Linked DNA regions of Homo sapiens: region 2 is linked to region 1. A link is a contact called in ENCODE Hi-C or POLR2A ChIA-PET data. All regions are on one chromosome and are shown on one strand. The core of a region is the stretch at or near the end of the contact, and the rest is flanking DNA. Distances in the headings are between cores, read along the strand shown.

What was found. A loop is a pair of places that touch in the nucleus more often than their neighbours do. ChIA-PET counts read pairs that join two places held with the same protein, here RNA polymerase II (POLR2A). Pooled maps may share reads with other maps.
Region 2: a loop to region 1 is called in a map of gastrocnemius medialis, with 4 times the contacts of the local background. The contact joins two enhancer-like sites. A Hi-C loop is called at or near these places in 11 of 168 maps with a recorded cell type or tissue (PC-3, PC-9, aorta and 7 more) and 7 of 50 pooled maps. POLR2A ChIA-PET finds 5 or more read pairs at or near these places in 2 of 52 experiments (PC-9 and Panc1).

The regions. Positions count from the first base shown.
Region 1 is chr2:71,741,268-71,744,464 of GRCh38, forward strand. It overlaps LOC124907827 (a long non-coding RNA gene), which reads left to right. Exons shown (of 2, transcript XR_007086966.1): 2 at 1,437-2,514. Among named protein-coding and RNA genes, the nearest start is that of DYSF, 280 kb to the left of the region's middle. Within about 2 kb of position 1,749, at least 11 of the 41 ENCODE cell types and tissues checked have a DNase peak (open chromatin) inside an H3K27ac peak, as active enhancers do; they include ascending aorta, gastrocnemius medialis and psoas muscle, where a contact is called at or near this core.
Region 2 is chr2:71,698,868-71,702,064 of GRCh38, forward strand. All of the region lies in intron 1 of LOC124907827 (a long non-coding RNA gene), which reads left to right. Among named protein-coding and RNA genes, the nearest start is that of DYSF, 230 kb to the left of the region's middle. Within about 2 kb of position 1,529, at least 13 of the 41 ENCODE cell types and tissues checked have a DNase peak (open chromatin) inside an H3K27ac peak, as active enhancers do; they include ascending aorta, gastrocnemius medialis and psoas muscle, where a contact is called at or near this core.

The DNA of each region.
Region 1 (3,197 bases), core at 499-2,998:
ACCGGGGGGAGGGAAGAAGAGAGACAAAGAAGAGAAGAAGCCGATAAAAGGAGTATTATCAAGTAGCTATCAATGTGGGCAACTGGGGCTCCATCTATGGGAAACTATGGAAGACAGAGTTTTCCAAGCCAGGAGGAAGGAAGCTGGGATATTTATCTTCCATCTTCCCATCTTTCTTTTTCTGAGGGCTACCTCTGGGAGCATTAATTCTCCAGTGTTCTGGCTTGTCCCATGCACAAGCAGAGTCACAGGTTTGTATAGCAGGCAGTCTTTGGTCTGTGGAGGAAGTATTGAGGGGCTTTGGACAGGGGACCAAGAGAGCTTGCTGCAATATGATTTTACAAATAAGGTACATCCTCCACCCTTGCCCTAAACCTCACCAAGAGTCTGATGTGCAATCCAGAGTTAGGAATCACTGTGCTGGTGTGCTATGACAAGGTTTTTGGATAATGCTGGAGATGGTCATTATGAGATGAATAAAAAAAATTAATGAAGTGCCCTGTGGGAGACAGTTTTCCATGGGTCTGTCATGTTTCTGCACATCTTGCCAGGAAAAGCACAGGCTCCTTTTATTCCTGACTACCTTTTCAAGGTTGTTTGCTTAGTTAATAGTTTGAGAAGATAAAGGTATCTCCCTCTGGAGCAAAGGACACCTTTGTTTACTATCCAATATAATAAAGACAAGGCCTTCCTCTGGATCAAAATTTAGGCATTATTATGCCTATTATAAAAGATTCAGGATGCCTAAGCTAGAGATCCCTTCTCTCCTGTAATGCAACCCACTGTGTGTGCAGGCATCACCTGGCCTTCTTTACATTACCCTGTAGGAATTAGGATTCACGGGACTGGTGCCAATGTTGATTCTCTGGTTACTGCTTATTTTTGTGAGTAATGAACTATCCTTTGTCTCTGACCCAGGAGTCTTGTGTCTTCTGCCAGCATCCATGAAACAGTGGCAGCTAGCTTGCTGGCTTGCAAGAAGGACAGAATCTGAGCTCCTTCACAGTTCTTGACACCTCTTCCCTAATCCCCCACCCCAAAGTCCGTGGTCATCATGTAGTTGATGAAAAGAGACATGAGATTTCCTGCTCGGGAGCTCATAATCTACTTGAGGAAATAAGACAAATGAGTAGGAAATAAGAAATTATCTACAACACTGCCTGATGAATAACAGCATAGTCCTTGAGTAGAGGCTCTGAGAGTGGATGGGAGGGAGGGAAGGGTATTTTAGGTGTGAAGAAGATCTGGAGCAAAGCAGGGAGTAAACACAGGGTGTCCAGGACAGTCCTGGGCTAGGTGAGGGTTGGCCCTAACACAGAGAGTCAGGAGTGCCCAGTTGGGGAATGCAGACTGGGCTCTGTGGGTCATGGGGAGTTCTAGAAGCCCCTATATCGTGTTGCCTTTTTTTCTCATGTTCCACCCTTTTTCTTCTCTAGGACTCACTGACCTGACCCCTCCATCTCCCCAACTCACTGTGCCCCAAGGTATCTTGGAAAAATCCCCAAAGAAGATATGGCAGTTTTGTTTGTGTGGCCTGTGAGCTGGGATGGGAGCTGAGTCCAGAGTCCATAAGAGCCCCCACCCACTCTCCTGGGCAGCAACGAAAGACCACCAGGAATGTCCAACAGGGAATAGATTTATGGCCAAGCTAGGAGGAGCATCCCTGTGAAGACACCTACGGAGTCGTTTCGACAGGAGAATTTACAAGCGCCCTCCTTCGCTTGCTACTGAGTGGAAAAATACACTGAGCCCAGAGCAGTGAACTCCTTGCCAAGGCCTGTGACTCATCTCCAAGTCATAAATAACGGGTCCCTCATGACAAAGCAGAGAAGGGAGCCGGGCCCAGGGCCACGTATTTATTAGAAAAGAGAGTGGAACCATTAGTCGGGGGCTTGGTTTCCAGGAAACTCAAACCACACCACAGTAGAGAAGGTCAGGAGGCCCTTCCACAGGAATTCAGACCTGACATTTTTTTCATATTCTCAAACTTTCATGTGGGGAGGAGACCCCTGCTACATCCACCAGAGGCATCCCCTGGCCACCCAGTTCCATGGGCCAGGAGGAGTCTTGCTGTTTCCCAGGCCCTGGGGGCCACTCCACCATCCCCTGCCCCTGATACTTTTGATGGCGACCAGGGGAGGCAGAACCGCCTGTCTCGGTGGCCCCACTGACATCAGGAAACGTTTAGTGCCTGAGAAGTGTGACCTCTGACGAGTTACGACTCCTCCTGAGGCCTCCATTTCACAAACCTTCCAGGACCGCTGTCAGAATGAGGTGGGGGAGTAGACTCAGGACCGTGCAAGCCCATGGGATGAGCTCACAGCCATGAGCGGCATGGTCTAAGGGAAGAAGGAAAGAGAAGAGAAGAGAAAAGTTGGCTCTGCTGGTCTCTCCCTCTGGGTTGTTCCCCTTGTCTCTGTGCTCTTCTCTGTCTCTGATTATAAAGGACTCAGAATCTAAAGGATAATAGATGCAGATGGATGGAACAATAAATCGTGTGGACTGTTGATAAAACCTTTGTGCTTGAAGAAAATACAACTGTGTGTGGTTCTGAGAAGGCTGAACTCATCATCTCCCCCTAAACCCACTCGTGTGTGGTCAACACCACCTCCCTAGTTGTTCAGGCCAGAAAAATGTGTGTCTAGGTTGATACCCCACATCACCCCTACTTCCTGCAGCAATGACCTTTGCTCTCCCCAACTTCTCTTCCTTGGTCCCCACCCCTCCCACCCCTGCCACCCCTCCCACCCCTGCCACCCCTGCCCTGGCTCAGGACACTGACATCCTTCACCCGATAGCATAGGTCTGAGCACATTGCACTCCCAACCCTTTGGTGGCCTCCCCTGATCTTCTGGCTCAAGTCCACTCTCTTCAGACCCCAAATGCAGGCCTGGTGGTGCTATTCCTTCTCTCTTGTTCACGGCTCAAGGCCAGGGGCTGGCGCCTCCTTCTGCATGCTCCTTCCTCAGAGTCCCTGCCCATGCAGACACTTCCCTTAGCCTCCCGAAGCCTTGGTGGCCCCTAACTGCTCGTACTCATCTGTGTCCCCACCCTGGCCATGCACTCCTTCAGGCAGGGGCCATCTTACTCATCTAATCCTTCCTGGCTGCACAGAACCTGGCCTGCAAATGACAGCTGGGGAGAGCTCAAGGAGTGAATGATATGAATGGCTGAAGAGATGAATGAAGTGATGAATC
Region 2 (3,197 bases), core at 279-2,778, 43 kb before region 1:
GCTGATGACCCAGAGGCCTTGCATGGGTCACCTGCAGCAGTGGCCCTCATCCTAGACCTAGAACCTGCCTTGAAGTCCTCATTGTTGTCCATGGATAGACCGTGTGGGGAGATAAATCAGCATCTAGGGGAGTGCATGCTCAGACTTTTCACCAGTGGAGGTTTGCTATCAGTGCGTTCGGAGGTCACCGCTTCACAGCCTCCAGCCCCAGGCTGGGCACACAGCGGGGCTCAGGAAGCTTGCACGGGCTGATGTATGTCTTTGTGTGAGTGTGCGTCTGTAAGAGATTTTTATGACTAGGCGTTCCTCTCACCTCCCTCATTCAAAGCCCTCACCCCTCCTTCTCCTCCATCCCCCCCATCAATTTTTCTCTCATTTATTCCCTCCTGCCAGTGGGTGCCCCTGCCTGACCCTCATTAACTCAAAGTGTAAAAACCATTTGTCTGCAGCCCCCTTTCCTCCCTCCTCCCCCAGCTGGGGCTGGGGCATGGCCCTTCTTTCCTCCCATAGAAGCTCAGACCTCTGTGGTTTATGAGCGAGACCCTAATCTGGGAGGCCCCATAGAACAGGCAGGACTCGTTAGGGGATGGCCTCAGGGCTGCTCAGAAGACCTATAAAAAGTGAGTGATGCCCCTGGGGAGCCCAGATCCTCTGTTATTCCTCAGAAGTTGGCAGAGCACCGCACACCTCTAAGGGCCCCGTCTTGAAGGACAATGATGTAGGTGTCACCCTCCCAACCCAGGGCTGTGTTGGACACGACTTCACAGCCATATGTGGATGGACGGTTCTTGGCTCTCCATCCCTGCCCGATCCTCCAGGGTAGCTCCTGCCCCAAGGATCTCTGACCCCAACCTTCTCATCTGGGGAGGGCAATTGTTCATTCCTCAGCCCCAAAGGAAGGGGACTTGGACAGGGAGGAAGGAGGGCAAATTGGACCTGAGAGTACACTAGCTAATACATGCTTAGAACTGGATAGGAGTGTTTGTAGTATGTCAAGGAGGCGATGGATCAGGATGGGTGGCTGAGGAGTGGGCCCAGAAGACTTGGGTGGCAACACTGGAGATTATGAGGACTGCAGACTGTCCTTAAACGCGGAGAGAGCTTCCCAGAGTGGGGATGCTAAACTGCCACTCAAAGGCAGGTGGCTTCTCCAACAGATCTCCAGGTTGGAGGTGAACCCCAGGGCAGGGGACCCAGGTCCTCCTCTGCTTCAGTCTTAGCTGGCTGCCAGAGGGGCTGGTTGTCTGCCCACCAGAGCAGAGAGAGGTGAGTGGGCTGGGGACATTCCTGCCCTCCCCAACCCGCCCCATGCTACTCCCTCTGGCAGCAGACCAGAGGAATCCAGGAGCCAGAGGTGGACCCGGGGCTTGTGGCTAGGATCCCTGCCTGGCCCTGTGCAAGAAGGCATTGAGTTTTCATTCCTCAGGGGAGCTACAAATTTCCTGACGAGCGTGGTTGGGTTTATGTAACGTAAACACCTCAGCACACAGTGTTCCACCTGCAGGGGGGACAGGTGGGGGCCTCAAGTGCTGGCTGCTGGAGGTAAGAACTGAGGAAAAGCTGGCCTCACCCGGGAGCCAGGTAGGAGCCACCTAACCGGTGTGCCAGCCAGGCTGGTGCAGAGTCTGAAAGTCACCCATCAGTGTTCATTCACTGGCTTCAGCAACGACCTCTCCCGGATAAGGGTCACTGAGCAGATCTCCCCACCTCAGGGCAGGCGAGATGAGACCCTGTACGCCTCCCTCTGCTTTCTCCATTCTCAGACTCTGATGGCCCAGGGCATCCCCAGGAACCCCGGGGGAGGCGGTGGGGGGAGGCGGGGGAGGGGGAGGTGGGGCTTGACCAGGAATGGCTGGGGAAGGGCTTCAGGAATCTCCACTTCTGTTCTGAGCTGACATTGTTCACAAGGCAGGGACAGAAGTGAGTGTCAGGGGCAGAGCCGGGGAGAAATGTGACGGCCCTGGTGGGGCCCCTTCCGGGGATGCTCTGACTCGCTCCTTGGTCTGAGGCCCGCCTGACCTGGTGCTGCATGGGGGCTGCCTGGGTGGCCCTCCGCTGGTCTGGGCTGTCCCTAGGCTGGGACTAGGCCCTGGGTGGCTGCACTGGGATTCACTCAAAGCCACCGCTGACCTGTCTCCCGGTCTGCCAGGGTAAAAATAGATGTTTCCACTGCGGCCACCTCCGCAGCATCAACTTTCTCCTACTTGAGCCCCTGCCAGTGCTCGGCTCAGGGACTGGAGCATGAATTACAGGGCTGAGCTTGGCGTCGGGGCCTGGCGTCAGGGCCCTGCTGTGGAGCCAGGCTGCTCATGAATGCCCTATTGTTTGGGGAAGTGACCCTGTGTGTCCCTCCTCGGGGCCTGGGGCCTGCCCTGCTCACCTCCAGGCCTCTTCCCATTCCCTTTGGCTTTGTGCCCGCCTGGCCTCTGAGTTCCTCACCTGCCGCCTCATCTTACAGGGGAGGCACAGTCCCTTCCATACAGGGCCAGCTCTACGGGCATGTGACTTATGCAGTCACACAGGGCTCCACGCTCAGAAGGGCCCCACGCTTGGCTTAATGCCCTACTATCACCACCTTGACTTTCCCAATAATTTTGGAAAAAGGCACATTTGTATTTTGTACTTGGCCCTATGAATTACGTAGGTGGGCCTGCTCTATTAGGAACCACTAGTCTGATGAGGGAGCCACGGCCTCTGCCTCTGCAGAGCCCCAGGTCTGATGTGAGAGCATCTGCTGTCCTTCGGGGAGCCCTTAGATTGGAGAAAAAGGCATGGCTGCCCTTAGAATGCACACTGATGGGGCACACATTGCCTTTGCCCCTTGTGAGCCCCCAGGCCTATGTAGGAGACCCCATCTGTGCTCTCAGAGAGCCTCAGGTCTGATGGGGAGATACAGCCCCTGCACTTGGAGAGCTCAGATGTTGGTAGGGAAAGCATGGCCATTGCCATTGGCAAACGTGTATTCTGATGGGGAAGACAGAGCCTTTACCGAGCCCACAGTCAAATGGTGGAGATACTGGCCCTGCCCTTGGGGGCCCTTAGGACCCATGGCAAAGACCAGATAGACACACATGCACATGTGTATAGCAGGGTTAGTCCCTGCTGAGACTCGAGGCCATTCAGGGTATGGGGGAGTTTGACCAAGGGCAGAGCATAGGGCCCTGGGTAGACACAGACCGCTATGAGTGAGCTGCCAA